7 separate regions of the Mus musculus genome follow, and regions 2, 3, 4, 5, 6 and 7 are each linked to region 1. The links are chromatin loops, found by intact Hi-C in ENCODE. Cell type or tissue: left cerebral cortex. All regions are shown on one strand.

Region 1 (4,000 bases):
GTCCCCGCTTCTGTAACAAAGTTTGTTTAGGAGCGTGCGCTCCAGACGGCAGTGCTTCCCCCTGAGCCCTCCTCCCCAGTTCGCTCCAGGGAGCGCAGGGTTAAGACTCCGCTAGCACTCACGTTGGTAGGCTCCCGCGCGATGCCGAGCTTTGAAAAGTCGCGGTCACTCACGGAGCGCTCTCGGGGAGCAGCGGTTCCTTGGAGCCCGCAGACCAGTCCCAGCAACAGCGGCTCTCCGGCGGTGCTGACCAGTCGTCACGGAATTCTCGGTGGAAGCCCGCGATCGGGCTCTGCCGCCCGGCCTCCGACAACTGTCCCCTCCTCCGCTGTGAGGGGGAGGGGGACGCTAGGCAGCCGCGGCTAGCGCTCGCCCAACTTCAGCCGCCTGTGCGAACTGGTATGAGTATAGGTTCCTCTTCTCCCTTTTCTTTACAGTCTCGGTGGCAGCCTTAAGGCGCAGAAGAGATTTGCAAAAGTTCGCTCCCGGCCACTTGTTACCGGTCCTCTGGGTCAGGAAAGTTGCTGGCCGGTAGCCGCTCGCCTATTTCCTCGCGCGGTCGGGAGCCGCTCTCGATGCTGTCAGCAGCGCCCGGACTTGTGAGCTTCTTCTCCGTGGAAGGCGGGAGAAGGGACTCTCCAAATGCTCCCCAAAATACCGGTGCAGGAGCCGCGGGCGCTGGATCCAAGCAGTTGGTGAGAAAATGAAGACAAACGGATGAACAGTCCGGAGTCCGCGGCCGACCGGGTTGGCCAAGTCCGTCCGTCTGTCTGTCTGTCTGCCTGAGCGCTCTCCTGCCAGGCTGTCTCTGCCACACTCAGTGCAACTCTGAGTCCTTATCCAGCCTGAGCTCAACACTTATCTGCTACCAGTCAATCCCTAAAAATAGCCCATGATGTCACCCCGAGGCTTTCCCATTGGCTTGCGTCGTTCTCAGGGGGGCGGGCCCACCCGTCGCCATGGAGACCTCACCCTAGAAGATTCTTCTCTGGGCCCGCGAAGGCTCACGGGATGAGGTAATGCTCCGCTGCGCTCCTACAGTTGGGCCCTTCTTTCTCCTCCTCCCCCCCCCCCCTCCCGCGCTCAGCTTCGGCTTGTGTTCCCGGGTTCCCTCCCCGGCGCGTCTTTCCCGGCCCGCCCGGTGCATTGTGGGCTGACGTCTTGGTTTGGCTGTCTAGTGACGGAGGCTGCCGGTCGGCAGGACCCTTGCGGAGTCTGTCGGAGGCGGGCTCAAGTTCAGGGCTGGGGACTGGGACCGAGACGCGGGGATCCAGAAAGCAGGGGAGGCGCGCTAGTGGCCGGGGGCGGAGAGCTTGGGTGGGAGTGAAGGTTGCACACAGGCGCGCGCCCGCGCGCGGGCACACACACACACACACACACGCACGCACGCCCGAGAAAGGGCTGAATGATCTGAGTGACTGAAGCTGGCTCCGCACCCCCGCACTTCCGGGGGACAGAGCGATGCGGGTTAAAAGGGTTGTGTGCGCCCTGGGTGTGGGAGCACGTAAGTGCGTTGAAGTTGAGCGGGTTTGAGAGTAGCCCTCCAAGATGAGTATGCTTGGAAGTTTAGTTTCGGAGAAGGATCTGCGCCGCAGTGTGCTGTACCTGGAAACCAGAGATTTGCGGTGTTCGGAACCGACTCATCAGGGTCCCCGGCACAACACTTTATTCTCTGGACGTGCCGGGGGAGGGGTGTTCGCTTTGCCTCCGAGGGACCCCTCCTCTAGGTGTGAAAGATGCTAGCCCAGCGCCCATGGGGTGTCGAAAGCAACATATAAAGGTTCGAAACTCAGGAAACCTCGGCGATCGCCTGCGCTAGCACATACACACGGTCCCGCGCACACTCAGTCTGCGCCCGCCCTTCCTCCCTCCCTGATTTGCTTCTGGGAAAACAAGCCTTGAGAGCTGCGGACTCGCCCCAAGTCACGGTGCTTAAGCAGGAGTCCCTGGTAGAAACAGGCTGAAAACTCCCCTCCCCGCTCACTGGTGGAGTCATATCCTGTGCGGCCTCTAGGAAGCGCTAGACACATGTAAGTTATTTCTTTTCTAAGGTTCTGCTATCAGCCCTCCACCCTCCACCCCTCAGGACTAAAGAGGTGGCAAGCTTGGTTCTCCCAGGGCATAAGGGCAAATCTCAGAACTTCTCTGAGCTTTATTGGTCTCATCTAGAAGTAGAGCGAATGAGGTCCACTACACCGGGCTGCCAGGCATTAGTTTTGACTCTGAGAATAGCCCCCTTCCCTACCAGCTTCGGAGTTACCCTGGGCCGTCGGTGGGGTGGGGGTGGGGTGATTTGGAGGATCCTGGGTTGAGATTTGGCAGGAGCCCGTAAGCAAGATAGAAAAAGGACCGGGAGCCAACTCTTCCCTTAAGCCTCCCTTCAGCCTAGGACTTGAAGTTTGAAGTTGGACCTAGAAAGGTTCTAATTTGGACTTTGCTGCCTCAGAACTCAGCTCAGGGTTTGTACCCTGAAGCCTTAAGATATTTTGCCTTTTGAGTATTCAGAACCCAATAGCAGCTGGTATCGGTGGGAAACCCGCCAGCTCTTTTTCACTGCCGGCTGCAGAGGGTAACTGGCTGCTACCAGTCAAGCGCTGACCTTGGTGGGGGCAGGGTAGAGCAGGGTTTCTGTGAAGTCTAGAGCCATTTACTTCCCCCAAATGGAAACCGAGTTCCTCTGTCCGCAGCCCTATTTTTTTTTTTTTTTTTTTTTTTTTTTTTTTTGCCAAGGAGCTCATACTTAACATGATTTATGATAACAGTAATAAAATAAGTTTCGTCCACTAAACACCACCTATCTGCCAGTTACTCCAAGCAGTTTAAGTATGCTGTTTTCTTCTCACAGTTATCTTAAGAAGCATACATTTTTACCTAGACTTTACATGGGAGGAAACTATCCCAGAAAGTCCATGCGTCTTGCTCAGGGTATACAGACAGCTGGAAAGTGATCTCAGGTCTGTGTTACATCCCTTTGTATTTTTTTCTACTCTGGCAAACTTTCCCTTAAAGTCTTAGTTATTTGCTCGGAAATTGGTGCTGATGGCATAGACTTTGTTTTGTTGTTCCTGTATTTAGAAACTCCCAGATCTAGGCCCTCGTGTAATTATGTATCTTTTGCCCAAGGGTTCTGTGCATCTTCTGCCTCCTGTGGCTTAAGAGGCTGATTTCCTACTTAGGTAAAGAAATAGCAGTTTCATCCAAGGCGAAACAGATCCCTGCTCTTGTTAATGCTGCTGCTTGGATCATAAACTTCCTCTTTGCCTGGGAGAAGGTTTTTTTTTTTTTTTTTGTTTTTTGTTTTTTTTTTTTTTCTCCACAACCCAGCTTCTGCTCTTTTTAGCCATATCGTGCTGGAAGCTCAGTTGGGAAGGGCTGGGGTATGCCACCCTAAAGAAGAACCCAACATCCCAAAGGCTGATGAATGTTTGTTTCTTGCTTCCTCCAATTACTTGCCCACTGTGGCTATGCAGGGAGCCCTGTCGGCTTTGACTAAAGGGGGAACTTAGCAAAACACTGGCTCTTAGAGTATTGACCTAGAAGTGGCACCCATCGTTTCTCATGCCACTGTCAAAAGCCAGTCACTTGGCCATGCCTGAGAGTGAGGGTCTGAAAGGGGTCCTTCCTGCATTCTTTCCTTCTAAAGAGGAATCAGCTGAAAACACCCTTCAGTTACAGCATAAAGTTTACATCCAGGCTTTGAGAGGTAGTGAATAGAGACCACATCAGGTCCAAATGTGTGCCTTCCTCTGAGGTAGAGCTACCCTGCACCCCATTCAACATGTATAATAGGGCGGAGACAGAGGTTTGCTTGGCGAGGGAAGGAACAGAGATCCCAGTAAATGATAGAACTTGAGTATTTTCAGGACCTCTCCCCAGCCAGTCCACTTCTGCAAGTAAAGCCTGGTTCTGCTTGGTGTTTGTTTTCTGTGCCCCTGTGGGTTTGCCTCAGTCTTCCAAAGACTTACCAAAAGCCTTGTTTGGGCTTTAATAAGTGTAGGAT
Region 2 (4,000 bases), 670 kb after region 1:
GAACTGAGCTTCTAATGGCTGCCTTTTAGGTACTCATAGCCTGTACTTCATTTATCTTCTCCCTTTCTTCTCGCCCGATCAGATCTAAAGGCTTCATTCTTCATTTTTTAAATTATTTATTTTATGTGGATAAGTGGTTTACCTGCATGTATATCAGTGCACCACATGCATGCCGGGTACCCGAGGAAGCCAGAAAAAGGTGCCAGATCCCCCATCTAACTTATGAAAGGCTCCGTGAGGTTCCTCTTTACACTGAGGAGGTCAGATACAGACCATCCAAATTCCCAGTCACTATGTTACAAGTGATTCATTAAACTTATTGTTGTCACAAATCAAGAGAACAAAATGTGGATGAGCCAAACGGTAAGATTCTGTCCATAACCTGCATGCTAAACTTAGCCTATTCCTGATCTGAACCAGCTCACAGCCTTTCCTGCAATTTCTGTGCTAATCACAGCACCCTAAGAGGCATAGGGGGAGGGTCTGTGTGGCGGAGGCAAGGGTGAGTGAGAGTGTGTCAAGAAAGAAGGGGACTCATTATAAGAAATGATCTCACCCAGTTCTGGAAACTAGGGAATCCCTAGAGTTTCTGGTTTAGGGCCCACATCGAAAGTTCTGAGGAACAAGAGAGCCCATGTTATAGTTTCAATATAGGGTCAGCACACTCAAGTGAGGCACAGGAAGAGCAGTGGTTCAAGTCCAGAGGTGTGCAAAATGCTGAGGAATGTTACTCAGGTGTGAGCATAAGACTCACCCCAAAAGTCTCTCACAGAAATACTCAAAATATTGTTTGATCAAATTTCTAGACATTGTGTGGCCAAAACTTTCTCAATTCCTCCCTGAATCAGGAGGCTGAGTAGTATAAATAATTCTCACTAGCCACTCATACAACTCTCTCCCCTTATCTCTTAGCCTTGTTTATTCCTCTCTGTGTGGGTCAGCTTTCTGTTCCACAGAAAACACACCTAAGATAAACCAAAAGAAGAAAGATTTCATGTGGCTCACAGTTTCAGAGAGGACAGTCCATGGTTGCTTGACTACTATAGCTTTGCGCCAAATGTCAACATAAAGCTTTGGGGTATGGAGTGTGTGGTGTAACACAGCTGCTAATTTAGGATGCCAAGGGAGAGGGGAAGAGGCCATTACCTTTATATCCATACCTAGATAGCTTAACTTCCTTCTATTGGGCAACAACTCAGAAATATTACACCACTTTCTGACAGCATCAGAGACTGGTGACTAAGTATATGAGTCTTTGAAGGTCACTGAAGATCTAAATTACAGGTTTTTTTGTTTTTTTTTTTTTTTTTTTATGGTCAGATTAGCCCCGTCCCCCTACAGTATACTTTGAAATAAAGCTAAGTCCGGATTGCTTTGAAACAGAAAAAGAAGGGTTAAATATTCAATTCTAAGACATGGTTAAATAATATGACATATCTTAAAGTGTGGTATATTTTCCCCTCTGTGTGTAGGTGCATATGTGTGTGTGTGTGTTGTATGTATGTTTTTATATGGTATGTAAGCACATATGGATGCACATATGCATGTATAAAACAGGGGTCTCCAGCAATGTCTTCTTAATCTCTAGCTTAGCTTTTGAGACAGGGTCTCTGGCTGAACTGAACCTGGAGCTCACCAGTCAGCTGGACTGGCTGGCAAGAAGCCCCAAGGCTCTCCTGTTCTCTGTTAAGAAGTGCTGAGATTACAGATGTGTGCACTTTTACTCCTTGTTGGTTATTTTTTTTTTTAAATCTGGATGTTAGTGATCAAACTCAAGTCTTTCTGATTGCCCAGCAATCACTTTTCTGACCAAGTCATCTCCATAACATCATGATATATTCTCTAATAGAAAATATGATACTCATTGATGAGGAAAGACATCTGTTGAGCTTAAAACACAGACTTTACGGTTGTATAAACATACTAACTCTGCTACAAGGAATTGAATAAGGCATATCTTAATATTGTGGAGGAGTCTCATGTGATACTTTCTCAAATTTCATTACTATTTATCTCTGGGAAGGGGAAATGTAAAGAGACAGCATTTTTTTTTTTTTTTTTTTTTTTTTTTACTCTTTGTGTTTGTAGTTCCTATAATTAAGTCTTAACTACCTTCAAATTCATGTTCTCCATATTTATCTTTTAAAAGTCAGCTCTGTTGTTTATGCTAGGGCTTGGTGGGCTACTACTATGGGTGTCCCACTTTGAGTACCTCCCAGAGGATGTGTAACCCAAATGCCATCTCTGGAAACAACCCCAAAAGGTGACACTTAGCTCCCTTCTCCTCCCTTTTCCTGCCCTCTCTCTGTCTTTGTCTTCTTCTCTCTAGCCTTTCGGAACACTAACTCCTGTAGGAGTGGAGAGCTGGTTCTTGCTGTGCTCAGAGCTTCCTCTGGGGGCCCCTTCTTGTGTCCTAGGTAATTGGACATGGTGACTAGGGACTCTTTTTGGGGCTTTGAGCTAATTATCATTTTGACTAAAATCTGTTCACTTTTCTAGATCCTCTGTCCAAAGAATAAGACTTTTAAAACATAGAAATTAGATTTATAAAGTTTGAACTTTGCATTTTTTATCAGTTGACCATTTTCCCCAAAATGTGTATGCTACCCCCACCCCAGGTAATCGAGAGCTGTAGAGTTTAAGTGCTGTAAAGTCACAGCATGACTCTGGAATCTTCTATTACAATTGCATGAATTCACAGATTTGACTCCAATATTTTGATTAAATGACAACTTGGCCAGCTCTCCCTCTGTATTGGAGGGAGAATACTCCTTAACCCAAAGCGTCATCCCTTCTTTAATCTCCAGGTAGATGGTCTGATGGCACAGGTCAGGTTCTAGAATCAAACCTCTGAATCTTAGTCCATGAATCTGCATCCTTGGAGTGTAAGAACAATGCCTACATCAATCAGCCTTTGGGCATTTCCTTCTTTACTTGAGGCAGAGCAGAATTGCTGTTGGGCTCCAGAACCTTTCATTTCATGGCAAAAGAATTCTCATTGCTGGAGGAAAAGTTAAAAAGCTATATTCATAGTTTCTTTCTTCATATAGTTGAGATATTTCTGAATTCTGATGAAATCTAGTATACATCAAACAAACAGAAAGAAAAACCCATTGCTCTTGGCTTTAGGTTCAATGTTTATTTACAGCCTGGCTTTTGAAACATGGTAGCTGTTACATTCAAGTAAGTTCTGTAACAGCAGCTTCTCTTTGTGCCCATGTGCTCTGAGTCCCCTAGACTTATCCATACATCTGTCCTCTATTTAAGGAGATCACACCTAAACCCTGTCATCTTTCAAACATTCTTTCCTTGCTGTTGGGTTTTGCCAACTAGACTTGACTGAAGAAAGACACCTTGTTGTGTTCTTTTCATCATCTGTCCAGTAAAATGGTTGGTTGTCAGGACAACGGCATAGAAAATAGAAATGTGGAAATTCATAACCACATGAATTCTTGAAACAAACTTGACAAGGGAAAATTCCAGCATACGTTCCATATAAGGGTTAAGGAAAAGGAAATGTTTCAGATACACCCCCTCCCCTTACAAACTGGACATTTCTTTGTAAAATCTGTAAGAATACTAGGAAACACACACACACACACACACACACACACACACACACACACACACACACTCACCACCCTCTCTTCAGTCCTATCTGCATTCTTGATAGAGAACCTGTGGGATGCATAGGCACTTTGGTCTCTGTAATCTCAGTACCAGACACAAGAAGCATCCAAGCACTGTAGGGACAGTGTGCTTGCATCTTGATAATGGTCTTTATAGATGGATTTTATGATGTTTATCTACAAAGAATCTGAGTTTAGAGGGCTTGAGGCTCTGAAAGTCGAGGCATGCAACCAAAGCCAGATCAAACTGACTGCTGAAATCACACTCTTCCTAATAGCACTCTGGCTCCCTGTCAAAAATGTGAGGAGTAGGGCTTTAAAAAGAGCACTTCTAAGATGAAATATACACTTTTCAAAACAATAGCAGAAAG
Region 3 (4,000 bases), 690 kb after region 1:
TGTGAAGTTCAAAGATAAGAGTAAAGTCCTAGGTTCTTAAAGGACAGAACTCGGGTCTGTGCTGACTGGAGAGGTTGACTGAAGGGATTCTCATTACTGACAATTCTGGACAACTTTTATCCTTATACCTTCTTTTCCCGTCTCTTGTCCCATCATCACCTTGCAGCCAGCTCAGGATTAGAGTATCTGGGAAGGTAGAGAGGCCCAGATGCAAAACTTGCACTCATTATCCACCTGTCATGTTGGGTTGCAGAGGAAAGCAAAAGCCTGAGAGACCTGAGAAGACCATTTGACCATAGATACAATAAAGATAACAATCCAACATGTGCAGACCTGTCTGTTCTGGGTGTGGACCTGGAGATGATCAGCAGTGAGCAAACACACAAGTGTGAGAGATTTGTCTTGTTCCTTCCTGCTTTGTGTTTATGTAGCTTCATAGTATTGATTTGAGATAGCAGGTTTCTGACCAGAGTAAATTCTTGTTCTACCTACAAATGGGCTACCTCTTAAACTTTTATTCTTTGATGGAAAAGATTATCAATGGCTCATCTCTTTTTTCTGTGAAAACTGATGATATATACATTACACATACACACACGCACACATGCACACATACATACATACGCCCCTTAAAGGAAGTTGTTGGTATACTGGTCTGCCACATACTAGGCACCCAATAATGAAGCCTTTCTTTTTGGTTTTCTCACCCCAGAATCTAAATACCTATTAGAAAGGGAAGACCTTAGTGGATGAATGCCTTTCATTTGTGGATGAAAGACATTCACCCACAATTTTTTTTACGTAATTTGTTTATGAAGTTCCCTCCCAGGTGTGAAATATCTCTCAACAGAACTTCCACTTCCTGTCCGGGAGATAGTCAGGCAGAAAAGAAGAATCTAAAGATGCAACTCGCTCTGTCTCCCCAGGTGCCCTGGTTTTGTCTTTCTCGTGTCCTCTAAGAGAATGTGGAATTCAGTACTCTCAGTTGTATAGGTTTCCAGAAACAGCCATAAGTACTGGTTGGATGAATTTAGTGCTGAGACCCCCAAATGTCAATATAAGAGCCTAACTTTGTAATGGGATGCCATGCAGGCCTCTCACAAAGCTGCCTTGACAACCATGGGCTGTCATATGCTTGCCTGACCTGACCAGCTATGGACCCCATATTCTGACCAGGAGGAGGGGTCAACTCTCAGCAGAAATATCCCATAGACTCTCATTCCCAAAGACAGCCTGGGAGGGGAAGATAAAGATCAAAGAGCAACACAGCTCAATTCATGTGTTTTCCAGCTCTGGAAAGAGAGGAGGAAGGACTTTGTGGGAATGAAAAAAAAATCAAAGATAAAAGAACATTTTGTTCTGAAAGGACTGGTTAGAGAGTTCTCCGGCAGACAGGCAGCAGATAGGAGGGGTTTTGTTTGCACTTTGTGGGGGTGGTTCGGCCAGGACTCCTGCTGCTGGTATTTTTCTAGCTTGTAAAAATAGCATTAACTTTGTTCCAGGTCTGTTCTTGGCTCCAGCGCCCCAACTGTCCTGAAAGAAAATAACAACTTCATTTCTCTCTCAGGCCCCACTCCTTTCAGTGGGTCCTGCCTATCACACAGACTTCTGACTCTCCATCGAAGCTTGAAGATGCTGCCATCTTCTTATAGAAACCTTCCCTGGCTCCCTGACTCTCTTTCTTTTGTCTGTGTTCTTGTTGTTATGTTTGCTGGTTTGTATGTCAGTATCATCTTATTTACTCATGTGTAGGTTCTTATAGCACAGTCATTTCATCCTGAGTAGCTGGTGTCACAGTTAGTGACTGGGTGAATGAAAGAATGGCATTCCCTTACCAGTGGACACTCACTTCAGCTGAGGCCGCTGTCCTTTCATACTAGCTGTACTTGGTTCAGTACTTCAGGAAGAAGCATTGGGTCCCAGCAATTCTTCATCTACACCTAAATGTATCAGAATCTCCATAATTTCTGGTTACGCTCATATTAACATGCTCTGGTCAAAATCATACATTTTTGCTAGGTTGAACACAGGTCTTTGATTCTCAACATTGGATTTTCTGTCAGATGTTGCATTCGCTTAAACTGCTCTTCTGAGTTGTGTTGAAACAAAATAAGGATTTTGCATTTTCTTGTTTGTTTGTTTGTTTGTTTGTTTTTCTAATGGCAGAGGAATTTATTTAGCCAGTCTTAGGGAAAGAACTTCTGGTTCTTGCCTTGCTAGGACAAATCACAGTTGTTTTAGTGACAAACCATGCCAGTTACTATCTCACCATTTTCTGTATTCTGGGAGAGAGGGTGGGGAAGCAGCAGGTTTCAATAATGTGATTTGGGGAGTGTTTACTTATAATTATTATACACAGATGTGTATAAGATGAGGTGATTTTATAGCAAGCATTGTTATTAGCAATGGTCTGTTACATTTCTAAACTTTAGACTGGAGAAGCACATTTCTGCCCAGTTACTCCTCAGAGCAACTTTGTAGTTGAACAGAGCAGATGTGCCACCCCTTATTTGGCCATGGGAGCACCTGAGTCTCAGAGTTGAGTTATGAACAGACGTGACTTGTAATCTCACATGAAGTTCAGAAAACAGCTCTGCACATCCTGCTCTCCCCCTGCATTTGTCAAGTGAGGCAACACTGGCTGGTATTCTGAGTTTGTCAGAAACTACGCGGTGAGGTGGAGGCCTGTGAGTAAGCCTGTCTAGTCAGATCCCATAGCTCATACTTATCACTGAGTGATATAGAATGAGGGCCCGATGACTTTGTGGCTCTTCTACTTTTGAATTTGTCCCCTAGATTATCTACCTAAGTAACAGATCTTGAGAAAAGCCTTCCAGTGAGTATCCACTGATAAGCAGCTTTCTGAGCTGGTGGAGACGGGAGGTGAATGTGAGGGAGCAGAAGAGTTTTGGGAAATTGCAGCCTAGTGCACTGGCAAGTAAGTGCTATAATTACAGTTATTTGTGCTAAGTGTGGAAGGCTTTGGTAAAACATGAAATGCTCTCAAAATTGAGACAGGAAATTACAGAAGGATCCCTGGACAAGTGATAGCTTGAACTGCACTCCCAGCAGGCCATGCCATTATCACGACGTGGGAAGTAGAATGCATTTGTTCATTCACTTTTAAACTTTAGTTATGCTTTTTCTAGTAATACACCAATAATATTGGCATCTTCGATAAGAACCACCATACATGGCCATTTCCTACCCATCTTCTAAGGCTCCAGGGCTCTGCCTGTTGCTTCACATACTTTTCACCTGTTTACAGCAATTCTATTAGGTAAAGATTAGTTCCCATGTTGTAAGGCACAAAGCAAGACTTCGAAAATCACATAACTAGTATCTTCCCGAGCTTTGTACTTGAGATTGAGTCCGTGGTTCACATTATTTTCTCTAGGATACTTGATCTTAAATGGGGGCTGACTTTAGGCACCCATGGTCCACCTAGTAGGATCTGGAAATACCCAAGGAGGCAGAATGATCACTAGTCTGTAGCAAATTGAAACCATAGATGTTACCAGCCACAGTGCAACCCACACAGTGCAGTCTCTCCCAGCTGTAGAGTTCACCAGCACTGTGTCTAAGAAGCCTTGCTCTGTCTCCAAGTATCCACAAGGATAATGTGTCCCATTATCAGTTCAGCTTATTTCTCTAAGTAAGCCAAAAAAAAAAAATGGTTTTACTAATGTTGTTGGGTTTGGGGTGGAAGCCTAGAAAATTCACTTCAGATATGGAAGCTTCAAAATAAAAATAAATAAAAAAATAAAAGCTTTATTTTCTGAATGCTCAGGGAGGCAGCCAGTTAGGGATATGAATGGCATCCTCAAAGGAAGATTTATAACATTTGTATGAGATAGAAACACAAAGCAAGGGGGATGGAGTGGGCTATTGCACTAACTGACCATAATGGAGGAAATTAACCTTGGTGACTGACAGTTCCTCGTCCAGGTCACTTGGTTTCAGGGTCCTTGATTGCTTACCTGGTTTCAGGGTCCTTGAT
Region 4 (4,000 bases), 870 kb after region 1:
CCACTCAATATGGCCTTTCCTGGTTCTATCCATTTCCTGTAAGGTCCATGGTCTCCTTCTTTACCCAGCATTCTTTGTTATTTCCGTTTACCAGGAGGCAATGGCAAGGATGAGCAAAGTGGGGAAAGTCGTGTTTCCGGAACATGCTGATAAAAAGTAAGTCTGTATGAAGCTGCCAGAGACTGAGAGTGCATGGGAGGAGGGGCAGCTCTTGCTCTGGGATGGACCTTGGATCAACCCTGGCTCTTCTTTCACTTAGACCAGCGGTTCCCAGCCTTCCTAAAGCTGCGGCCAGTTCCTCCTGTCGTGGTGACCCCCAACCACAACATTACTTCATTGCTACTTCATAGCTGTAATTTTGCTACTGTTATGAATATTACAATTCATTACAGTAAATATTTGGGGAGATGGTTTGCCAAAGGGGTTGCAACCCACCAGTTGGGAATCACTGACTTAGAGGTTGAAGGAATTCCTCCCAATATGAGAACTTTGGTTTATCAAGATCCAAAGCTTAGCTGGTCAGAGCTGGAGTCACATACAAACTTCCAAATTCTCAGACTAATATTTTCATCCTGAATCATAGGAAGAAATCTGTTTTTCTCTATGCTAAAGTATGGGAATCTTTTATGTTCACATCAAAGGACCAGCTGGCATTCTCCTACCCTTTATATATTTCTTGGCACTGAAGGCTAGAAAATCCCCCATGTTTAAATGCCAAGTCAACAAAAATATTTATTTATTTATTTATCTATTGAGTGCTTGCTATATTTAAAGCATGAACTGAGCTCTGGGAAGGATGCAGAGAGCGATGAGGCACTACTAGATTTATACAGAGAGATGATTTTAAGTTAACATGAATAAATTCTTCCATAGAAATGCCAGCAGGCAACAACATAACCGGAAGAAGGAATAACTGGGACCATGCATGGAGAAAGGAAAATTTTAGAGGAAGACCATGTCTCCGCTGACTTTAAATGTTTAAAAGTCATTTCCAAACAGGCCAAAGTAGAGAAGAACATTCTTGGTAGAGGAAATAATCTATGCAAAGGGTCAGCTTTTATACTGAGATCACTACAATCAGAACACAAGGTGAGATGAGGAAGTGAGGCAGGCAGAAGTCAGCCCATGAAGCCCCTGGAGCCATGCCAAAGACCCCTGGGGTCAGAGTTTTAAGCAGTGATGAGACCTGATCAAATGGACAGTTTGAAAGTTTAGTCATACAGAATTGGTTCGTGAGAGCTAAGGCTAGAAGTCAGGAGGCTCTATCGAAGGCTTTTGGAGCAGCCCACATTAGCAATCAGGGTCACTATGAAATCACTGAAGATGAAGGAGCAAGTCCCGGAGGAAAGCACTTGGTGTTAAAACTTAAAGTCTTACCATGTCACTTTCCTTATATGTCTCAAAGGTCCATTATTTGAGAACTTGAAATGCTTACTAAAATGACAGTCTAGACTCATTTTATTGTCTCCAAATGGAATCAGGCTATTAAAGACCCTGCATGTGAAGCCCTCTCTGACTGCCTAGCTCAGAGGAGCAGCATGGGTATAGGAAACTCAACCCAGCAACAGAGATGCCCCTCCCAGTGAATGGAGAAGCTGTGGAGGGTGTCCACTAGAGGGTGCCTGAACTATGCCGTTTGTTTGAAAGGAGAAGCAGTTTATTCCCCTTCATCTCTTTTGTGACCTTCTCAAGACTTTTCAGGGAAGTGTTTTTAAGTTCATTCTCAGAAAAAAAAAAAATCCATGTGCTTTCTCCCCCACCCCCCTGCCAGGGGTAATTATTATTTTTTAATTTAAATTATAGATTTTTATTAGATATTTTCTCCATTTACATTTCAAATGCTATTCCTAAAGTCCCCTATACCCTCCCCTGCCCTGCTCCCCTACTCACCCACTCCCACTTCTTGGCCCTGGAGTTCCCCTATACTGAGGCACATAAAGTTTGCAAGACCAAGGGGCCTCTCTTCCCAATGATGGCCGACTAGGCCATCTTCTGCTACATATGCCGCTAGAGACACGAGCTCCGGGGTACTGGTTAGTTCATATTGTTGTCCCACTTATAGGGTTGCAGATCCCTTCAGCTCATGCTTTCTTTGAAGACTGTGGTGTCTTGATGGCAGCTGGCAGGGTTTCCATGAAGCAAATGCACAGTGCTGTGCCGCCATCTGCAGGCAGCACAAAGATTGCAACTAGAAAGCCAGACCCCATTTCCTCTTCCTGTCTCTTGGCTTCAAATCTCATTAACTTTATATTTTCTTGGTCCCGAGCCACAGACAATCAATTGTTTGAGAGGAGGGGAATTTAGGAGATAACTCAGCTGGCTGGCTGTATGTGAATTTAATGTCTAATAAAGTAACTGTAGTTCAGTAAGCAAATTGTTACAATGATTCCAATTATTCAACCTGGAAAGGGTGAATCGTGGGTTCCTGTTGAGTGAAAAAAGACATTTGCAAGAAGACAAATGGTATTCCAATGAATGGAGTTTCAGTAGAATTGTTACCTTAAAATCCTTGCTGTGTGAGAGAGGCTGCTGAGCAAAGCCCCCTTTAAGAGTTTTGCGATAACAAAGTTAGAAACCCATCTCACCCCACAGAAGAATTGCACCGCCTTGTATTGTCATAGAATATCATTAGAAGCAGAAAATATTTCTAAAAGCCATTCTCTGACTGAGAATTGAATTCTTTGGAGCGGGGTTTAGCAGCATCTCACAATCGTAGATTGAGTATAATAGTAGAATATGGATTATTTCAAAGCAATAACTCATACTTACATTATTTATTTGAATCAGTCATTGTTCTCATTCATTTCACATATTGCTTAATCCTCACAACATTTCTGCAGTATATCCTGTAACTATCTCGATTTGCAGGTGAGGAAATTTATGCATAGATGGGTTTTGTAGGCATGGGTTGTGTAATTCAAGTCCTGGCCTCAAATCCCCTTCTCAGCCATGGTTTGGCCCCATCACAGTTCCGACATCACTCTTCTAGAATGCTTAAGGTTGAAATATGGAACAAGCACAAATTTCTGTGCACTCCCAGATTTTCTCATACTCTTATTCCCCATCCCAATTCACAATGGTTAACATCCCTTATAAGGGTCATTGTCAGAACATTCCAGAGTCTACCAAATAATGTTGAATTGGATTCATCCACCCCATTAAAGAGAGTAAAGACAGAGTTTTAAAAGTTATGATGCTCCGTACTATTGCTATCCTTGTGGCATGGTGATGCCTAAGCAGACCCAGTCTTACAGCCAAGAGTGGTTCTAACAGGTCTCACCTAAAGAGTCTGATGGAGAAGGCTGGTTAGCAGGGTCACTACCAGACACTGAGGGTAGAGCCAGGTGCAGGGAGATGTTGGTCTCGTTTCTACAGAGTTTACCCTAGATAAACCGTTGGATAAGCCAAACACCTGGATAAGGCTGTCTGCCAAAGTCACTGATATGTGGAAATCACAAAGGGGATTAAAGTGCTCATTCTTAAATCTGGCCAAGGTGCTGTTTTCACCTGTGGCTAGTCACGCCAGACAGATGTATTTAAGCTTGGGATCAGAAGGGGTCTGTGCTAAGCCTGAGCCATTCAGTACATGCAGGGGAGGCTCAGAAGCCACTGCTTTCTAAGCACGAATCCCACCTCAGCTACACTTCAGGCTATTCCACTTTGGATGCACCTTGCTGATAAAACACCTACATGTCAAGCATGCATCTTGCAGAACTGCATGTCATTTATACACAATAGATATGAAGCATAATAACCCCTTTGCTTCATACACTAAAAACTTAGATTTCCGTCTGAACATAACAGATACATTCCCATCCTTCTAAATTAGGGGGAAGGCACACAACAGCTTTGTTTTGCCAGTGTTTAATGTGTTCCTTTTTGTACCCCCCAGATATTATGACAAGAAATATCAAGTGTTTCTGAGAATGGTTGAGCACCAGAAGGAGTATTCAGCAATCATGAATGGAAGCTGAACATACCTGTCCGTACAGACGCTGTG
Region 5 (4,000 bases), 74 kb before region 1:
CTAGCTTTCAGTAAATGCTTAAAACTGGTATGTTTCAAACTAATCTTCAAGAGTTCCTTAAATGCTACTGTCCCCTGTAACACAAAATACCTCAAGGGGCACTCGGCACACTAAACTCAACATGATTCAAACTCCAGCATTACAGGGCACCATTCCACATAATGTCAGTGATGCTCCAGAAGCAGTGGCTGACATGAGGACCCTCCTAATCCTGCTTGCATGCTGCATAGAAAGAAAGAAAGAAAGAAAGAAAGAAAGAAAGAAAGAAAGAAAGAAAGAAAGAAAGAAAGGAAGAAAGGAGAGAGAGGGATGGAGGGAAGGAGGAGAGGAAGAGGAAGGGGAGTGGAGGAGAAGGGAAGGGAAAAGAAAAAGGGGAAGAGGGGAAAAGGGGAAAGGGAAGGGAAGGGAAGGAAAGAAAAGACAGGACATGACTGCTCCTAAGTATGGCGGAGAAGAAAGTTCATTGTAGATAAAAGGGAGAGCATATGCAATGGTGGGGAACATCCAGAGAGAATATGACCCTGAACTGGGCCATGTAAAGAGAATGCAGAGAGAAGCTGCAACAGAGAGAGGCTGCCTGGGCCAAGAGACAGGCCAATAGAGTAAAGGACAGACCAAAAGGGCCAGATAGCCAAAATGGCTGAATTATATAGAGAAGGGCAGCTGGGGGAAGGGCAGACTAACTTCAGGGCTAAAGAAAATAGGGTAGGAGGCAGGGTATGCCAGCCATACCCTGCAACAGGCAAGACTGAAGGATGCTTTAAGAACCTGGAGGCCAGTTCCACTGTAATACAGCACCTCAGGTAATCATTTGTCTCTCCTTTGAGACCTAACATACGAGGTTAACATTACAACATGCCACCAGTAGTCTCAAGTGTCAAGAAAATGGTACAAGAAAAAGGGATGAAAAACTAAACACAACCAGGAAAGTTAAAACGAACCCTTGAGAGAGGCACAGAGCCAATGCTTTCAGGTGACGGTCACTGAACACCAGGTGAATTCCTTTATGAACTCCAAACTGCCCTCGCCCACTGAGGTCACCGATTCTCAAACATCACAAGCACTTGCTCAAGTCTGATATATCACACTGGTGTAGAGTTATTGCTATCTCAGGCTATCCACGTAACTTTTGAACTTTTGAGAAAATATTTATGTGAAGTTAACTACCCCTCATTTTCATCACATTTTAAGAACTCACTGGCTATTTTAAAATGCTTCTTATTCTGGTGCCTTATAGAGGAGGACTGGCAGTCTACAGTGGAGCAGCCCTCCTGTCAAATGAACTATATGGGCTGAAAATGGAGCAGTACTAGTAATAGTATGTACTTCAGCAGAATTCTAACGAAGTCGCTGACAAGTTACAAGTAATGTACCTGGCTTCTACAGGAGGTCCTATCTGGCCCCCATTACTTAAAAGGAGGGATACCGCGTCCTCCTAAAGGCACGTGTCAAATCAGGTTCAGTTTAAAATCACACTGCCCGTCCTTGCAGGCACTGGCATGACACCCCTAACTGGGTCTTCACTACATTATCCTAACACAGCAAAGAAAACATCTGCCGAGCATTCTCCATATGCTAAAACATCTCTCAGAATTATTTCATTCGATGCTTACAACAGTAAGATCGACAAGTGATTCTTGGTTTCCAAGCAAGCGGAGCCTTGCTTGGAAATGCCTCAAATGCCTTGATCACGGTCAGAGTGACAGTAAACAGGAAGAGCAAAAGCAAAAGGCAAACATGACTTGTCCAACTCTAAAATCTGGATCCTTTAGGGTAAGCTGCCTTTCCCCCAAGTTTTCAACAACTTGCTCTGAGAAGGAGGAATCAAACGACTGGACCAGGTCGCTAGCGGGCGCAGGACTAAATTAGACGCCAGTGTTCAAGATGCTGTGAGGCGCCTGAGACAGCGCGAATGCAGGTAGGAATCCGAATTAAACACTGTCCATCGCAGCCCAGAAAGTGGAGATAAACAGTGCAACCTGGGGCACCGGGTCCACTCCCGGACCCGGCCGACTTCCGGCTGGGAGCACCCCGGGTCCCGACGCCGTCCACACGGACCCTCGGCCAACCGCATCCTCCGACCCTTGCCTAGCACAGCCCGGCCCGCAGGACCCCGCTCCGCGCCTCACCCCGGCTGTGCAGCCGCCGCAACATCTCCTTCCACATCCACATCCGCCTCCTCCGCCTCCATGACTGCACCTGACGCAGGCGTACTCGCGAGATCCCGCGAGATGCGGCGGGGCGGGACCGGGGGCGGGCCCAGGGCCGGAGGCGGGGCCTTGGCGTGGCGCACTTCCGGGGAACTCCGGCGAGTAAGACCAGGAGACTGCGTGAAAGCTGCTTCCCCAAGGACCGCATGGGTTATCTCACTTCTCTCACGTCTTACGTGGGCTAACTCACAGCAGATCTTTTTCCATTCAGGCGAGAGACCCTGCTTTGTGGCATCCATTGTCTCTGGTTCATTTTCGCACACACACACACGCGCGCGCGCGCCTACCCGCCCCGCCCGCCACCGTGAATTATTAGAATGACCCAGTGGAATGGATGCAGGTTTCACGGATTTTATTTTATGGATAAGTAAATAGACTCAGAAAACTGACGTGATTGTTCAAACAGAGAGCTTGGTAGATTGATCTTTTAAACTCTGCCCTGAGTGTTTGCCATATACATACAAATCATTGCTGGGAATCTGTGAAGCAAAGAACTTAACGGTTTTCCAAGAAATCAGAGTCTTGCTTCTGCATTTTTCTGCCCTCAAATCTGTCTCTCATACAGTTAGAATCCATGACTCATTGTCTTCTCGATCAGACTGTGACTTCTTTAAGGATAAAACCTGTCTGGTAGTCCTTACACTGCCTGCGTTCAGCACAGTGTCTCACGTAGTAGAAGCTGTGTTGGACAGGTAAGTGTATTGGGAACCAGCAAAATAAACCTGATTTGTTGTTGTTTTGTTTTGATTTTTTGAAATAGGGTTTCTCTGTATAGCCCTGGCTGTTCTGGAACTCACTCTGTTGACCAGGCTGGCCTTGAACTCAGAAATCCACCTGCCTCTGCCTCCCAAGTGCTGGGATTAAAGGCATGCGCCACCACGCCCCGCAAAATAAACTTGTTCTTTTTTTTTTTTTTAAGTACTACCATGTCGTTTTCAGGCTTCATTTAATCATAGGGGTAAACTAAATTCAAGGTCCCAGGCCCTGGGGGAGCTTCTGTTGTAAGGAGACAGCTATTTGAGCCCAGCCATCTCAGAGACAACTTAGAAGGAGACAATTGTCTGCGTCCAGTCATCTCAGGGAAAGTTGTAAGGAGACAGCAGTTTGAGTCCAGCCATCTCAAGGACACTCTCCAGCTTGCTGTAGGGTCAAACTAAGTTCTTGTTCCCAGGCCCAGGAACCAGCTCCTATTCTGATTGGTGGAAATTCGCATGCTCAACCCTTTATGGTCAAAATATGATTGGCCGAAGCTACAGCCTACCCTGCTTGCCCTCCCTTACTTTATGGTTTCATCCTTTAAATATGCTATGTAATTCCCCTAAAAAGTCACTCTCCGGACTCTGTTCTATGTTCTCCGGCCTTGGTCGATCAGTAGCAGCTTGAATACAATACATCATTCACTTGATGTATGAGTTATGTTGGATCTATGCGGACCCCATAATAAGTGAACGAAACAATAAAACGAGCTTACTTCACACCTCAGCCTGAGAGTGTGATGGCAGGAGAGGCAGAAGAATTTTGTAAAATGAGGGCCCCGTGCTTTAGGAACTGAATAGTGTGTTTTACTTTTCAGGGCAACCTGGAACCATGGTGTTTATTTGTTTGCGCATTGTCAGAGGACTCATCTAGTAATCAATGCTAACAGCTTGCCTGACAGAGCATAGGCACTTAAAGGTGCCTGTTGGATTTAATCGGGAAATGCAAAATAGAAACACCAGTCTCTAACTCAAGAGCCAGGTAAAACTACCAGAGGGAATAATGCAGTACCCATTACTCAGGCAGGGCCAGGG
Region 6 (4,000 bases), 130 kb after region 1:
TGACTGTGTTTACAAAAGCCTTTGCCGCCTCACCTAGCTTCATGTTTCTGAGTACCTGGGTAAGACAGCCTAGCCAAGTTGGCATGTAAATCTAACCATCCCAACATAGTACTTTTGGACATGGGCCACAGTCATCTCTCCTTCTTTTTCCTTCTTGCCACCCCGCACGTTGGGTTCAGCCACCCGTGCACTGTGCCAGCTGGTCTTTTGCCATCTGCTTTTCCAGGGGCCTGGAACATTCCACTGTTTTCCTGTGAGTCCTTCAGGACACTCAGGAGCTTCCTCCTCAGGATGGCCCCATACACACACCCAAGCCTTGCATTCAAGTGTACTGTAACTAAGTTGTCAAAGCCCAGATGAGTTGGAAATTTCTTGTGTGCTGTGAAGTCAGTTCACATATGTGAACAGTTCTGAGATAAGACCTTCTGCCCTATTACCCTGTTAAGCCCCACATGCCACACCTCCTAGTCAGCAAGGGTCTTCTGAACTGGTCTGTCAATCCTCATTCCTTCTTTTGGCATGGACATTCTGTGGCGGTGGTTACCAGACCAGCCTAGGTCACCGCAGCATCCCTGAGACTTTGATGTACTTAACACACAGGGGGTGCTCAGTCAGTACTTATTGAGTAGATAAATTAGCATTTGTTTGAATGAATTCAGCAACAGTATCAGTTAAGCACACCTAAGTTCTAGGTATTATCTAGGGGCTTGGAAATGCAATTAACAAAAGGATAATTTCCTGTTGTGTGAAGGTCACATTCCAAGGCAGGGTCCTGAATAGATGCATAAATATTAAGGTTAGGGAAACAGAATATAACATGATTGTCTGGATGAATGAGTGGGTCTGTACATGAGAGGGTAGGAAGAGGAGGAAGGCATGTTTTGGGTTTACAGTAGAGTTGGAAGGTTTACTCCTGTCTACTGCTGATACACACTCAGGTAAACAGTCCTGCCTTTTACCTCCATCCCTCCTTTGGGATAAAGATTATGGTAATTGCTTGTTTGTCTCACAAGGCTGTCCTATCATATGGGACAGCAATTGTAGAAGAGCTTATGGCTATGAACTCTGGACCACTATGAGGGGGTCACTGTTGACACTGTAGTTGTTGCAACAGAGCAAGTTGGCTCCATCCACTAATACTTTGGTTTAGGTGAAGAGAAGCAGAAAGGAATTTTGGTGCGAGGCCAACCAATGGTGAGCTGTGTGATCTTGAACATGAATTGCACCACCTTTCTGGGGCTCATTTCCCTGATCTGTGAAAATGGGGGGGAAGGAGAACGCACCTCAGTCTCTTGCCAGATGTAAAGTAGATAATCCATGTCAAGTGCTTGGCACGAGGTGAAGCCCATTCAAAGAGCGCTGCTAATATTCACTCCTAATCGTCATTCTGTCAATCAAGGGTAAGTATCTATAAATGGGGCCATTCATGGCTCAATTTCTCCAGTCTCGCATTTCTGCCAGGAAACGTCTCGTGTCTTTATGCACTGACACCTGTGATTATGCAAAACCACAATCAACGTTCATATTCAGAACCCGAACAAATGGGGAATGTGTTACTCAATTCCCTCCCTTCCAGCTTTTCAAAGGATATTTTCTGGGATAGACGAGTGGGGAGGGAGGTGGGGAGGGAGAGATGCACTTTTCGTTTGTGTAGAAAACAAATATTTCGGGTTTTATGACCGTATAACCCAGAAACTGTTAGGGTTTTTTTTCTCTCTCTCTTTTCATGTAATGCATTTTAGAAGTTCCATAAAGGAGTCCTTGTCAAGAGCAAACACAGCTGGTGCCCAATTAGAGAGGTGATTGAGACTAATGGACTGGCAGAGCTCTTAATTAAACTGGACCACAAACTAGGGGGATGGAGGCTGGGGAGTGGAGGTGGCCCACACGCTCACTGGCAGGCGATGGTGGACAGATCTCACTTAGGGACAAAACTTCAACCATTTTGATTACCTATGAATTTAAGCTTCGAGGACAGCTCCTTGGAGGCAAATATCTAATCTGGCTCATTGTATACCTCTCTCTTTATGTTCCCTGAGAAGCTTCAAGCTCTGCCACCTGTAGTCAAGTATCTTTTCCTATCATATTGCTTCCCTTGTCCCCTAGGACGATCCTGGAGGTGAAAGGGAGACCACCCAACTTCAGAACTTCTGAAAGGCCTCCAGGGAGCCTCCATTCTTCACTTTTTCTGGGAACTGCTGTTTCCATTGTCTTCCTCACCAGTACCCAGCAACATGAACTCTACAGCGTGCCTGCCCTAGGTGGCCCTATTCTATGCTCCATGTTCCAGCACACCCTGTGGAAGTTGTGGATTGTAGCACATATACCCACCCTCAACCCCATCACTGAATGCCTCTCTGTGGACGTTGAATATACACGCACACAGACATACACAGACAGAGACACACACATATACACACAGGCACACACACAGTCTCACAACACAGAGAAACACACAGAAACACACATAGACACACACACAGACAGACACACATACAGTCACACATACAGTCACACAGACAGACAGACAGACAGACACACACACACATACACACACACACCAGCTATCCAGCAGGCATATGTAGAAAGTGCAGCTGTCCACCGGGTCCTGAATATATACTGTGTATGTCTGTTATGAGGCACGAGAGAGTGGACACAGCTTCTCAAAGTGTCGTCTTGGGAGCACAACAGATCAAGGAGCCCCAGGGAACTTCTGAGATTATTATTACTGAATAGAAATGGAAAGAAGTTCCAACTTGTGTTTCTGTCCCTCTTGGTAGCTGTCATGTGTAACTTTATGTACCTTTTCCATAATGACTGCTTTTCAAGCCGTCCACTGTGAAGGAAGGTAGGCCTACACACACATGCACACACACATTTCCTTGGGGTCTTTTATTGTATATATCTCTGTTTGAACATAAAAAAAAATCACTCTCTCCAAACTCTTCTGTTAAAATGTATACCCCAGGAAGCTGTAATTCACTTAAACACAGGATTGTTACACCTTCCCCCAGATCCCTGTTGTCCCAGGAAGACCAGCATCACTCCATCTGGTGCTCTTTGACCCCGGCTCTGGGGATTTTTACCTTTACAGAGATTCATCCACCCACACTCAGAGCCACACCTGGGTTATATCTTGGAAAGCTTCATTCCACCCATGATGTCTCAAATAACAAGGTCCCATTCCCTGACCCTTGGTCCTATCTTTCAAAGCTCACTGGATTGGCTCTTTGACCATCTCCTGCTTTCCAGGCTCCTGCATCCATCTTCCTTTCCCTCTTAGACTTTAAGATCTCCTAGGCTTCTTAATCTTGGAGATCACCGAAGCTTCCCCCCACAGCAGTGAAAGGTGAACGTACAGCATGAGCAAGCAAGGAGCTGTATGTAAATGAGCCATTTCTGTTCATTTGTCTTTGCATCATGACCTTTCTCTTCCTGACCTAGGCACCTACCTTCCAGGGACACACAAACATGAATGAGTCTGTGTAAATATGGTTGGCCGGGTACCTGGACCAGAGTAATTGCTACTGAAACACAAGTTCTTACTCTCATCGTGAAATGATCGTAGGGGCCACACATGTTACCTTGTAATGTGTCTGAATACTTCTCTGGTGAATCGAGATTCCAAATGCTGTCTTCACCCCATCTCAGTTTCCCCAAAATTTTTTTGTCTAAATTTATCTGCAGTTTTCCTGTCTGATTAATTTTTCTTCTGGATTCAGAACCAGTTGGGTTCTGTCTCTTGACCTCAGGAATTAGAGTGCAGAAGTTGGACCAGCAAAGATTAAACATTCACTCACTTATCCACTCACTCATGCATGCCTCCCTTCTAAATAGGAAGGGATCTAAAGAACAGTGAGTTGAAGATTGAGACCGGAAGAGTCAACTAGGTCAGACCTAGTTTTCTTTTCCAAATGAATGCACCTCATCTCTTGCTATTGCTCACCTATCTAAGTATATCCAGCAACAAAGATGTGAAAGTAGGAAGGCTGGGCTGCTG
Region 7 (4,000 bases), 680 kb after region 1:
TCAGTGGGGCTTTGCTTTCCGATTCCTTGCAGTCTTTACCTTACCCGAGTTCCTAAATTCGATGGTAATTTAGGAAAATTTCAGCCTTTGGAGTCAGACCTTTGAATCCTGACCCTGATCTGATCCTCAAATGTAACCCCTCTCTTCCCTTCCTGGGTAGATGAATAAATTTTGAAATTCTTTTGTAGTTTTGTTTCTATTCTATGAAATAATAAACTCTAATACTTCAACCCTAAGTTATAGGACCTACATATATTGCTTTCTAAAACAATTTGCATTTCATTGATTTGTTATTAGGACGGAAAGTTATACGAACAGAAATGTTCCAAGAACAGTTACCAACAGCTCATGGACTTGAATAATTATGTTGTTGAAATACAAGATGTTCATACTGCTCTTCAGCTCACTGACCTACTGCAGTAACTAGTTGCTAATTAGATTTCTTTGAACCAGCTTGTCCAGCTGGGAGGACTTGAGAGCTGTATTCTGCAAGAATCTGGTATATGTAGTCTCTTGCTGCCATAGGAAGAGTCTTTGTGCCAGCATGCCTTCTGCCATTTTCTAGGTATGTACATTGCTCTTGATGTGTGTCATTGTCCTGAGTTAGAAATGAGAGTGGATCACTGGTGGGATTATATTAGTTTCTTTACTAATTTACTAATTTATCCCCCAGTAATATCCAGGGTTGAGAGTCAAATTTAGTGTTCATCTGTTTTGTTTACTTTCTACTGAAACTCTGTACAAGGTGGGCACATATAGGTGTGCAACTTTAATCTTTTTGTTCAAGGTGATTGATCTATGTCTTATGATCTTAAAAAATAAACAAAAATGTGTAATTTTGCTAAAGTAAACATTACTTTTAAAAGTATGTTTTAGATACTTGGGAGTGAAAGAAATAAGATGTAGAGAGAAAAGTCTGTGAGCTATTATCTTTCTACTGGAAGAGATGTATAAAACCAAATATAGGGATATGGTATGTAAGAGTTATTTAAAAGTACATTTAAAGCATATGGAGTATAAGGCATATTAATACCAAGTAAGAATACAAAGTCAGGGATCTTCCATGTGTATCAAACTGTCTAAACTATGGAGTAATTATAAGACATGTTAACTAACAGATGTAATTCAGAAGTGGTATTAGAAAGAACTAGTACCTGCTAGAAAGATCTCCTCTATCTTAATCCTTAACCTAGGTGCTACTCTGGGACAGTGTGTGCACACAGTAGATGTCTATTCACCCACCGTTTCTATAATAAGTGATAATGAATATCATACAATTTGATGTGAAATCAGTAATGGAAATGGAATTTAGTTTCTAGTCACAATGACATGATTTCTAGGAGGTGTATCAGATGCTGTCCTTAAAGAGTGGAAGAAGAACACTAGCTTTGGGTTCTCAGGAAGTCTCTACTTGGATGAATCATTTAATACAAGTGTAACTCCAATTCAGGAGCCAAGACTACTACAATCCTTTTAGCCATTTTCTATCAGTTGTCCCAGTTTTCTAGAAAATCCTCAGAGCTGACCTACCCATGTGATCTGAGTCAGGATAGGCCTTACCATTCTCTGGAACCATTCAAGCATGTGTCATGTCTGTGTGAAACGCCAAACTTAAGAAATGCCTCTGAATACTGCATAGTGATTGAGAATTGTATGTTCTCAGTCTTGTTACCCACTTTTAAATCAGATTGAAAGTAACTTGAGTTTGAAATAATTCCAGCATTCTCTCCAACTGGCAAGGCAAAGTGTCCTTTAGCACAATCTTGGACATAATCTGGTTGGCCTGTCAGCCTTGCCCAACCGAGCTGGTACCAGCATTCCACAGCAAGCATAAGGAAGCAGGGTCGCATGCCACCCACGCCCAAACCTCTCTGACATTTCCGTGGGCCTGGAGCCAGATCTCCCCCTGTGTTTCATCTCCCTCTCAGAATACAAAGGAACACTGAACCTTCCAGTTAATTCAATACCCTCCCCCCCCTTCCTGGAGAGGATAACAGTTCTGTTGACCATTATAATGCATCTTCTGTCTCCCAGCAATCCACATAGTCATTAATTTCTGCTGCTGACATCAGGAAAGAGGATTATGTGTGTGTCTGAAACTGTTCCCAGAGTGCTCATTAGTCATAGATAATTGAAAAACTGGTAGGGGAAGGTTTGTTGTAATAGGAGCTCTGCTTGTGAAGAGGGACTGCAGCTACCCGATAATTGTAGGCTCCAGCTTGGACCACTCAGGCCAAATATGTCCATTCACATGGGAATTCATGGGGCCCAGGAATCCTCAGGGCCATCTGATATCTGAAGGTGAACAAGTAACACAGCCAGAGATCAGAGTGTAGGTGAATTGCCCATGGGTTTCTCTCCTATCTTTAGCGTGAGGAACAGGACTTGGAAAAGATGCAGGAAATTTGCTCTCATTTTGTTTTTATTTAAACTTAAGCCAATTTGGTTTGTTTTAAGCAAACACACGAGGTCATGATCTGGAAGGACATAGATGGTTCAGGAGAGTACTTCACAGCACATCCTATCTGTACTGTTACAGAAATCAAGTGGTTTTTTTTTAATTTTTAATTTTTATTTTTCTAGAAACTTCTAGAAGTACATGTGCTCATGTACTTGAATGTTTAGAATCTTTAAAAGGATCACAAATATGAGATCCTAAGAGCACTATTCTACATCCTGGCTTTGTCCCATATTTTATCTCAGTCTTTCTCCCAAATTCATACCTTAATTCTTCCTCAAGTATTTTCTATATAGGATTCTGTAGAATAGATGAAATGGTTTGTTTATTTGTTGTTAGTTTGCTTGCTTGCCTGCCTCCTTCCTCCTTCCCTCCCTCCCTCCCCACTCCTCCTCCCTCCCTCTCTCTCTCTCTCTCTCTCTCTCTCTCTCTCTCTCTCTCTCTCTCTCTCTCTCTCTTTCTTTCTTTCTTTCTTTCTTTCTTTCTTTCTTCCTTTCTTACCAAACCAGAAGAGAAGCACCTCTAAAACTATTATATAAGAAACACTTGTTCAAAGTAAAACACAAGAGAGCACAGGGAAGTAAGGAGCACAGATTCACCCACACCCCCATTGGAAACATAAGTTTTGTATGTGTGTTTTACCTCCTAGGTATGTAGTTTTATAAATTCATCTATCAACATTGTTATTTTTAGATTCAAGTCATATTCCTTTGCATAATATTCTACAGCCTTCATTTTTCACTTGTTTGGGTGTTTGAAAGATAAAATAATGTTTCCTTTTCCTCACACAGTAGGTTTAAATTTTTTAAAAGACAAATCCAAGGGTCAAGCATGGGCAGGTTCTCAGAGACTTGCTGTCTCCAGCCATGTGCTGCCCCTTTCATAGGCACCCCCTGTTCCCCACCCCTCACAGTGCTTATATTCTAATAGGCTTAATAGTTATGTCAACTCCTGGCCCCTCTAGGCTCCCTACAGTGAGCCACCATTTCTTTTGATAGAGCTACTTTCTGGAACATTCTAATTCTAGTATGATAGCATCTATTATTCACCTTTGGAAGTCATTCCAAGCACTTCCTATGTGTTATCTTTACCTTGAAGATGTCATTCATTCTCTGAGGTCAGTCTAGGAAGCCCTCCTCATTTCTTTAAGCACATCACACACATTCCACCTTTCTGAGATCTTCTCCATGGTTTACTATCTTAGTTTCCCAAACCCTTAGTTTTAGACTTCAGTGTGAATCTTTTAAAATCGTAGGGGCTGCTTTCCAACATCTAGAACTTGGCACAAGGTAGGTAAAAATCGGTATGGAGCATCTTCTATGCATGGTATTTATCTGGTTTGTGAAACATATGAGAGAGTGGTTTGACAAAGCATAGAAGAGATTGCAGATGCTGAGTCAGGGACATCTTGATTAGCTCTGGGAAGAACAATGCTGTGGCTTATTCAATTTTCTGGTGAATAAAAACTTTTGGGCAAGTTATCAGGCTGCATCTAACAGCCCTAGTCTTTCTATGGTGCTTCTGGCTGAGAAAACGTAGATG

The links. Peaks named below come from ENCODE experiments on the same cell type or tissue, not always from the same donor. Only the 100,000 strongest peaks of a DNase experiment are listed, where the experiment ranks them.
Region 2: it touches region 1 in a loop (2.3-fold over the local background); 11 of 42 quality-filtered maps call a loop at or near these places.
Region 3: it touches region 1 in a loop (2.1-fold over the local background); 9 of 42 quality-filtered maps call a loop at or near these places.
Region 4: a loop joins it to region 1, with 4 times the contacts of the local background. A loop is called at or near these places in 3 of 42 quality-filtered maps.
Region 5: it touches region 1 in a loop (5-fold over the local background); 3 of 42 quality-filtered maps call a loop at or near these places.
Region 6: it touches region 1 in a loop (2.2-fold over the local background); 2 of 42 quality-filtered maps call a loop at or near these places.
Region 7: a loop joins it to region 1, with 3 times the contacts of the local background. A loop is called at or near these places in 13 of 42 quality-filtered maps.

What each region holds. Positions count from the first base shown.
Region 1 is chr4:95,051,367-95,055,366 of GRCm38, forward strand. Jun (jun proto-oncogene) reads right to left here and starts at 856. Exons shown (of 1, transcript NM_010591.2): 1 at 1-856. Junos (a long non-coding RNA gene) reads left to right here and starts at 951. Exons shown (of 5, transcript XR_867920.3): 1 at 951-1,016. In left cerebral cortex, a CTCF peak has its summit at 2,002; DNase peaks (open chromatin) are centred at 404, 975, 1,958, 2,543 and 1 more place; H3K4me3 peaks cover 2,565 bases; H3K27ac peaks cover 2,365 bases.
Region 2 is chr4:95,725,422-95,729,421 of GRCm38, forward strand. All of the region lies in intron 6 of Fggy (FGGY carbohydrate kinase domain containing), which reads left to right. Among named protein-coding and RNA genes, the nearest start is that of Fggy, 170 kb to the left of the region's middle. In left cerebral cortex, no CTCF peak of the experiment used is centred here; no DNase peak of the experiment used is centred here.
Region 3 is chr4:95,741,734-95,745,733 of GRCm38, forward strand. The region is part of intron 7 of Fggy (FGGY carbohydrate kinase domain containing); the gene reads left to right. Among named protein-coding and RNA genes, the nearest start is that of Fggy, 190 kb to the left of the region's middle. In left cerebral cortex, a CTCF peak has its summit at 1,509; a DNase peak (open chromatin) is centred at 1,464.
Region 4 is chr4:95,922,831-95,926,830 of GRCm38, forward strand. Fggy (FGGY carbohydrate kinase domain containing) reads left to right here. Exons shown (of 16, transcript NM_001113412.1): 15 at 95-156; 16 at 3,893-4,000. The coding sequence ends at 3,974. Among named protein-coding and RNA genes, the nearest start is that of Hook1, 43 kb to the right of the region's middle. In left cerebral cortex, CTCF peaks have their summits at 1,609 (motif pointing right) and 2,182 (motif pointing left); DNase peaks (open chromatin) are centred at 1,608 and 2,158.
Region 5 is chr4:94,976,875-94,980,874 of GRCm38, forward strand. Mysm1 (myb-like, SWIRM and MPN domains 1) reads right to left here and starts at 2,226. Exons shown (of 20, transcript NM_177239.3): 1 at 2,130-2,226. The coding sequence starts at 2,191. It overlaps Gm12694 (a long non-coding RNA gene), which reads left to right and starts at 2,247. Exons shown (of 3, transcript XR_867913.3): 1 at 2,247-2,902; 2 at 3,784-3,947. In left cerebral cortex, a CTCF peak has its summit at 1,859; DNase peaks (open chromatin) are centred at 2,256 and 2,739; H3K4me3 peaks cover 2,118 bases; H3K27ac peaks cover 1,318 bases.
Region 6 is chr4:95,184,174-95,188,173 of GRCm38, forward strand. No RefSeq gene overlaps it. Among named protein-coding and RNA genes, the nearest start is that of Gm12708, 7.1 kb to the right of the region's middle. In left cerebral cortex, no CTCF peak of the experiment used is centred here; DNase peaks (open chromatin) are centred at 1,507 and 1,837.
Region 7 is chr4:95,731,964-95,735,963 of GRCm38, forward strand. The region is part of intron 6 of Fggy (FGGY carbohydrate kinase domain containing); the gene reads left to right. Among named protein-coding and RNA genes, the nearest start is that of Fggy, 180 kb to the left of the region's middle. In left cerebral cortex, no CTCF peak of the experiment used is centred here; a DNase peak (open chromatin) is centred at 2,009.